Linked DNA regions of Homo sapiens: region 1 is linked to region 2. Evidence: read pairs that join two places in POLR2A ChIA-PET (ENCODE). Cell type or tissue: endothelial cell of umbilical vein. All regions are shown on one strand. Region 1 overlaps GADD45A (growth arrest and DNA damage inducible alpha). Region 2 overlaps WLS (Wnt ligand secretion mediator).

Region 1 (4,000 bases), 440 kb after region 2:
TGGTCTTGCCACTTACAGTATGATTCTGGGCAACTTAAGATCTCTGTGTGTCAGTATTTTCACCTTCAAAATGGGGCTAATAATAGTACCTACTCCCACAGGGTTGTTGAGAGTGCTAATGAGTTCCTGTTGATAAAATGCTTAGATCAGTGCTCAGGATGTAGTAAATCTTGTATGAGTGTTGCTGTCACCCAAAAGCTAGCTCCAAACATGCCTTCAGTGTGTACCTTCCTGAGCTATAGTTCCTCCTCCTGGAGTAAATGCCCTTCACATTCACCTGGCAGATCTCTTCATCTTTCAGGTCTCACTGAACCTGGCAAACATTCCCTGGCCCCAGGAACACTTAGGTCTTGAATATACCTCATTATCACTTGTCACCTAGTATTACAGGTATCAGGTATCCCTACTAAATTGTACATATCCTTAAAGGTGGCTGCTTTTTCACCTTTGTGGCCTTGGGACCTAACATAGTGCCAGGAAAATGATAGGCATTCAATAAGCAGCATGATTGAAATGAACAAGCTTATCTTTTTTTTAATGTGCTTAATGATTTCCTTATAGATTGTCAACTTAAGGAGAAATGCTCTAATAGGCTACATCTTTGTATTCTTCATAGCACCTAGCAAAATTATATTCAATATTCAATCAATCGATCACATTTTTGTGCTGTTTGCAAAATACGATGCTAGCTTATGAACAAAGAGTTTACAACCTTTTTCTCCATTCCATTCCTATATGCCTTCTGGAGATTTCTATCCTTTGAACTTCCAGAACAGTTCTCTGGGCCTTTCTTACGTTGCTGGTAATTTTCTGTTTTGTATTTATGTAGTGATACGAAGTCCTTGAGGCCAGAGTGTGTGTCTGATTTTTTTTTTTTTTTTTTTTGGTAGACTTCAATATAGCCAGCATAGTCCCTTGTCCACAGTAAGCACTCACTTAATATTTCTTGGTGGTTTTCATGAATACGACCTTTTCACAGAGGTTCTTATGTTTACCAAAGTATTGTTAAAAAGAAAAAAAGTATTCACTTCTTTGAGGGATACTTACTTGGTGTCAAATCATGCCACTGAGTTTTGTTCATTTGAAGAGAACTTATCTCCCAAATTTCAGTCTTTTACCACATATCAAAGAATAAAATTCTACCTATATAAATGAAAATTAAGCAATTATTTCACAAGGGCTCCAGTAAGGCATCTCAAAACATGCTTTGGAAATATTTCAATTGACAGTATACAAATAATTCTTTCCTAAAAAATGACCCTTTTTTCTTTATTTGGGAACTAAGGTATGTATTATAGGAGATTAGCTACTTTCATGGGTCCTTTCATTATAAAAGTTTAACTTACCAAGATCCTAGGTTAAGTGTGGAAAGGAGGAAGCAATGCTATTTATGACACTGAGGTGAAGTTGCCAGTGGAAAAATTAGGTATTTTCCACTTTTCAACATTCAATACACCTTAGGTAGATGAGGGGATTTCTGTTCTTGTTGTAACGTAGCTTGCAATAAGTACATTTAATGGTTTTTAAGGCAACGACTAAAGAATATTTGCATCAATTAGAGATAGAAGCCATCCAGGTAATTTTATATTTGTTTAAAATTAACTGTTTCATGATTGGGTTTTTCAATGCTGTGTTAACTTTATGTTATGCTCAATCAGGAAAGAAAAACAAGAGTTTAAAATTTTTGAAGAAACCAAATGGCATTACAGTAATTGTTGAGATTTTCCTCAAAACAATCTGAAGAATGTATAAGTACTATTACATATCTCTAAGCATTATGAATTTAGAATAAAGATCAAAAATTCTTTTTGAAAAACATAGTTATATAGATGTACATGTCATAACACAGATCTCTCTGATGCCTTAAGTTTTCCTATTGCTATCACCTGGGTTTTAGAAACAGCCACACTCCATTGAGCACCTATCATGTGCCAGGTAGTTTGTATTCATTATTTCTAATCATTCATTTATTCAATAAATATTAATTCAGCACCTACTGCTTGCTGGCACTTGTGTCCACTACTGGGCTACAATAATGAACCAGACATTACCTGCCTTGAGGGAGGTTGCAGAGTTGTAGGAGAGGCCACAAGTCTGCAAGATAGGTAATCTTATCTCCATTTTACATGAGTAAAACAGGATGAAGAAGGACTAATCAAGGCTAGCTGCTACTGTGCTCGTTCCACTAAGCAAACCAGCTTTATCCACTGTGTGTCTCCACTTTAATTCATTCATCTCTGCAAGAGGGTTCTTACCAAATCGTTGTGAAAAAGGGCTGAAAAAAACCTTACTTCAATGGGAAGGCAAAACACCTTGCTATTTAAAACTCACTGCTCTCAATCTTTTGGTAATGTAAGAAACAAATATTAAATACCAGTTATGTTTTGGAGTGGGCACTGGATTTTAAAAAGATACAAGAAGCCTAAATAAGCCTAAAAACCCACATTTCTAGCAGATGTAGAAAAAGTCACTTGTGAAAAGATACAAGAAGCCTAAACAAGGCCTAAAACCCCACAATTCTAGCAGATGTGGGAAAAGAGAGTCATTTGCAAGGTGAAGGGCTCATGGAGCTATGTATTCATAATATATGCAGAAACTTGGAGCTTTTTGTTGCTATTAGTGGGTTTTCCCTACCCTTTCTTCTGATTGTATGTAGTCATGACTAGGATGAAAGACAGATGGCAGGGGAGCCATAAGGGGGACGGTTTGAGAAATAGGATAAGAAAATTCCTGTGGACAAAAGCAAGGCTAGGCCTTGCCTCCATAAGCATTTTTGCTTTCTTTGGTCTATGCCTACAAGATTGTTGGAGTTAATTATCAAGTGACTGTTCTAACTAAAAATGATTGTTCTACTGAAGACTTTTCTTTTGCTTTTCTTCTCTGCCATCTATTCCATCTGATAGAATTTAAGCAGACCCCTCAGAACCATAGAAATGTTCAGCTGGAAAGCACAAAGCTTTAGGAAGAGACTAGGGGCAGCAAAAAACCTTGCCTGGCCACTTCCCTGTTTGCTCTGTAAAAATGGTTCTGCAAAATGCACAACCTTGGATTCTTAGTCACTTCCTAACTGGCCTTGTCACCTACAGCTGCTCATCCCAATAATCATCTTTCACAGACCCCGGTGTTACTTTCCTAGAACACTGATCATGCCACTTCCTTCAGGGGCTCCGCTATCTGCCTGAAGTTTACAGAAGGAAGCCCAAATGCATAAGGGTAACACAGAATGCCTTCACAGCCTGGGCCTAATCCCCACCTTCCTTTTCAGCCCCGCTGCTCCCTTATCTTTCTACACCAGAGGCACACACACAATCACTCTGTTTTTACTGACCTGGTTGTGGTCTTTCAGGCCTCCACACCTTTGCACAAACTAATGCAGCTGCTAGCAATATCCCTTTGCCCTCTGTAACTAGGGAAATAAAACTCACTAAGACCAACATAAAATGATCTCTCTTCAGTAAAAACTGGTAGGTAACTTTAGTCACTCTGTCCTCTCTGCCTCCTCAACATTTTGTGTATAATCTTATTACGGCGCTAATATCATTTATCTTTAATTATTCAAATTTTGCAAGCTGAATCTCTAACCATCCCTTTTTCCTGACAACTCCAACTCCTTTAAATCACCTGCTTTCTGATTATAGACCTGGTATACAGCAAAGCGTCAGTAAAATGTGTTTAATAAAGTACAAGTTAAAAGAAACAAGAGCACACAATAAGAAATGATGCAATTATTCATACCAGTTTATTGTAGGTATTGTGTTTCAAAAAATTTATAGCATAAATAACTTTTCATGTCATAAAATAACTTAGTAGAATTTATAATAAAACTTTGAGAATTTAATATCTCATCAAAATACAATAAAATATGGTTTTCAAATATGATTAACCCTTTCGGCTTTTCTTTTACTTGAGGGCATATAAACCAAAAATACCCAAACTATGGCTGCACACTTAAACTTTAACATATTTGGTTTATTTTAATGTAACTCAACCATTCTAAATT
Region 2 (4,000 bases):
TCACCCAGGCTGGAGTGCAAGGGCACGATCTTGACTTAATGCAACCTCCGCCTTCCGGGTTCAAACCATTCTTCTGCCTGAGCCTACTGAGTAGCTGGGACTTACAGGCATGCGCCACCACACCCGGTTAATTTTTTTAATTTTAGTAGAGACAGGGTTTTGCCATGTTGACCAGGCTGGTTCAAACTCCTGACCTCAAGTGATCCGCCGCCGTCAGCCTCCCAAAGTGCCGGGATTACAGATGTGAGCCACCGCACCCGGCTGTATGCGGATATTTTTAGCTGTAATGCTGTGTGTGTGGACTTCATACCTCACTGGCAGTCTCACTGGCTGCTGGAAACTTGAATATTTAAGAAGAGGCAGCAGAACCCAAAAGTTGAGAGCCTGCATCCTGGCACCTATTTATTTGAATCCCACACACTATTTAGCAGCTTGGGCCTTGGGCAAGTTACTTAGCCTCTCTGTGCCTCAGTTTCTTCATCGGCAGAATGGGAGTGATGATAATAGTGCCTCTGAGGACTGCTATGAGAATTAAGTGCATTAATATTTGTACAGTATTTAGAACTGTGTCAGGCACGTGTTAAGCATTATGACATAGGTATCCATTTAAATAAAGAAGCCAAGGCAATTTTGGCTGTTTTTTCAAGTGATCTGTAGGATCATATGCATATTCTAAGATCTGCTAATTGGAGTCATATTTTAAGTTTAAAGAATTAACATCTTTGGTTCAAAGCCTGAGTAGAATTACTCTCTAGCATCTATTTCTAAGAAGTCCTCAGGGAAAGGGATTCCTTAGGTAAACGGTTATGAGTGCTAATGGGTCCACTGGGGTGGTCAGGACTCTTTGAAATTTTGATGACTCACACAGACATGCAGATCATGAAACTGGCTTTGAAGTTCTGATGGCTAGCCCAGATATGCAAATCCAGAAATAGCTTTGACTGAGAAATGTGAAGCTTAGACTGCTTGTGCTTGACTGAGGTGTGGACTAGATGTTGCAGCAGTGAGAATACAAGTTATTGGCCTGGGAGTAGTTGCTCACTGTACAAGTGGTGGTTCAGCTTGGCCCAAAGTAGCCCAGCTAAAGCCTCTCACCAGCCTTACTTGGCATCTATGCTCTGGCTTGAGGGCAGATGAATGTGGATGTGCTGGAGGCTGGACTGATGCCCCTTTAATGCCTTCTCTACCCATAGTCCTGTGGATTAGACCCTTGCCAAAACAGCCCCAAATGTCTTCAGCAGTCCTCTGCAGCAGCCAATGAGTCTGCTTCTGAGGCCAGGGAATCTCCTGGGTAGAGAGCTTACAGGGTGGCATTTAATAATAGGACTGATTTTGCTGTGCAGCCACAGAGAAATGGGTCTACGATGAGAAACTAATACTGCGTGGCACACGTGAAGGGAACCAGCCAAGCAGCCTGCTGGGCCAGTGGGTGGGAGTGACATCTGGGGTTCTAAGGCCACCAGATTCATTGATGCCTAGCAGTTCTTAAATTAGTGATAAGATTACTAGTCCTAAGGGTAGGGCCAAGGCTGCTTCTAAGTTATGGTATGGCATTTCAATGGAAAACAGCATTTAGTTACTTAATTCTATGCTTTAAATTAGAAAAACTTCAGTTCCAGAAAACTTATCATATGATATGTGCACAATATAAAAATCACTGACACAAGTTTAACTTTCTATTCCCCAGCACCCCTCTCCACAAACATGTGTGCACACGTGCACCCCCACACACAGTCAGACTGAGCGTGGTTGCGTTTTCCATTTTCCCTTTGTTGTTTATACATTCACTTGTCTTATGGCAGGTAGCAGAGTTTTCGAGGTTTAACTTAGAGAAAATTTTTTTCTCCTACTAATTTAGAAAAGTTCAAATTATTCCATTTTAGCAGAACACTGTCCACTGATAATGAGTTCAGAACACTTAGGACAATCCTGAGGGCAGAAGGAAATGCACAGCACGTTTCTGGCACTTCTTTTTTCCTGGAGAATAAAGCCCCTCATTGTTCCTAGATGTGTTAGACATGGCTCCTTCCCCAATCTATGGATAGATATAAGCAGGTCTTATTTGCTTTCACGTGACATAGATGCTTTGTAGTTTATTTTTTTATTTTTTTAGAGTCAAAGTCTTACTCTGTCACCCAGGCTGGAGTGAGTGGTGCAATCATAGCTCACTGCAGCCTAGAATTCCTGTGCTCCAGTGATCCTCCTGCCTCAGCCTCCTGAGTAGCTGAGGTTACAAGTGTGAGTTACTGCACGCAGGTAATTAAAACAAATTTTTTTTTTAGAGTCAGGGTCTCGCTCTGTTGCCAAGGCTGATCTTAAACTCCTGGCCACAAGCAGTCCTCCTACCCCTGCTTCTCGAGTAGCTGAGATTGCAGGCCTGAGCCACTGCACCTGGCTCCTATTTTGTAAATTATTCATAGCAAATGTGTTGGTGCCTGACTGACCCATCCGTTGGGAGGGGTGTTATGCTGGTTTAGCCCATCACATTGGTCTTGGCATCAGATGTTCCTTTGCCAGCTCTCTTGTGGGCCTGCTCCTCCACCCAGGACAATTACCTTGCCTACCTCCCAGCTTCCTCATCTGTAAGGCTGGCACGTTCATACTGCCTACTTCAGAGGGCTTCTGCGAGGATTAAAGAAGATCACTTACAAAGTGATTAGAATAGCGTCAGGCACAAAGTAAATGCTCATTAAATGTTAATGATTACTATGAATAATATCAGCAGTGAGCTGACTCACGTATCTTAATGACTGTCATCTAGGAGCCAAAAATGGTATTTTAAAAAGTTCTGCAAAGTCCAAGTGAACAGGTTTGGAGTTAGTCCTTGTTCTGAATGTTGTGTGCCCTAGGTGTCTCTGTGTGCTCAGAATGTCAAAGAGGGCTAGCATCAGGGCAGTTGTCCATGAGATGAACCCCAGCTTGCTTCTCCTTCCTCCTTGAATGCATCTAACACCGAAAACCCTGTTTCAGGCGATCTGGGTGTCCATAGTGGGGAAGAACTCCAGCTCACCACCACTATCACCCATGTGGACGGACCCACTGAGATCTACAAGTTGACCCGCAAGGAGGCCCAGGAGTAGGAGGCTGCAGCGCCCGGCTGGGACGGTCTCTCCATACCCCAGCCCCTCTAACTAGAGTGGGGAGCATGCCAGAGAGAGCTCAATGTACAAATGAATGCCTCATGGCTCTTAGCTGTGGTTTCTTGGACCAGCGGCATGGACATTTGTCAGTTTGCCTTCTGACGGTAGCTTTTGGAGGAAGATTCCTGCAGCCACTAATGCATTGTGTATGATAACAAAAACTCTGGTATGACACATTTTCTGTGATCATTGTTAATTAGTGACATAGTAACATCTGTAGCAGCTGGTTAGTAAACCTCATGTGGGGGTGGGGTGGGGGTGTATTCCTTGGGGGATGGTTTGGGCCGAATGGGGAGTGGAATATTTGACATTTTTCCTGTTTTAAATTCTAGGATAGATTTTAACATCCTTTGCGGTCCCAGTCCAAGGTAGGCTGGTGTCATAGTCTTCTCACTCCTAATCCATGACCACTGTTTTTTTCCTATTTATATCACCAGGTAGCCCACTGAGTTAATATTTAAGTTGTCAATAGATAAGTGTCCCTGTTTTGTGGCATAATATAACTGAATTTCATGAGAAGATTTATTCCACCAGGGGTATTTCAGCTTTGAAACCAAATCTGTGTATCTAATACTAACCAATCTGTTGGATGTGGGTTTTAAAAAATGTTTGCTAAACTACCCAAGTAAGATTTACTGTATTAAATGGCCTTCGGGTCTGAAAAGCTTTTTTAACTTCTTGCTTAAAATGCGTTTTATTTTGATAAGATACTTCAAATAGCCTCCAAAAGTGTAGATCCAATCATTTAAATAAACCTGTATGTATATGCATATGTGTACATGCATATCCCCTCCTGCTAAAACTCATACACATGCGTGCAGATTATTTTCCAGGTTGAACCTAGAGGTGGGGAGTTGATG

What was found. Peaks named below come from ENCODE experiments on the same cell type or tissue, not always from the same donor. Only the 100,000 strongest peaks of a DNase experiment are listed, where the experiment ranks them.
Region 1: POLR2A ChIA-PET joins it to region 2 with 7 read pairs; 2 of 35 experiments call an interaction of 5 or more read pairs at or near these places.

The regions. Positions count from the first base shown.
Region 1 is chr1:67,688,052-67,692,051 of GRCh38, reverse strand. It overlaps GADD45A (growth arrest and DNA damage inducible alpha), which reads right to left. Exons shown (of 4, transcript NM_001924.4): 4 at 3,718-4,000. Among named protein-coding and RNA genes, the nearest start is that of GADD45A, 4.9 kb to the right of the region's middle. RefSeq lists a silencer at 2,132-2,426. In endothelial cell of umbilical vein, no CTCF peak of the experiment used is centred here; a DNase peak (open chromatin) is centred at 2,061; H3K4me3 peaks cover 5 bases.
Region 2 is chr1:68,125,306-68,129,305 of GRCh38, reverse strand. WLS (Wnt ligand secretion mediator) reads left to right here. Exons shown (of 12, transcript NM_024911.7): 12 at 2,971-3,946. The coding sequence ends at 3,080. All of the region lies in intron 8 of GNG12-AS1 (GNG12, DIRAS3 and WLS antisense RNA 1), which reads right to left. Among named protein-coding and RNA genes, the nearest start is that of MIR1262, 56 kb to the left of the region's middle. In endothelial cell of umbilical vein, no CTCF peak of the experiment used is centred here; no DNase peak of the experiment used is centred here.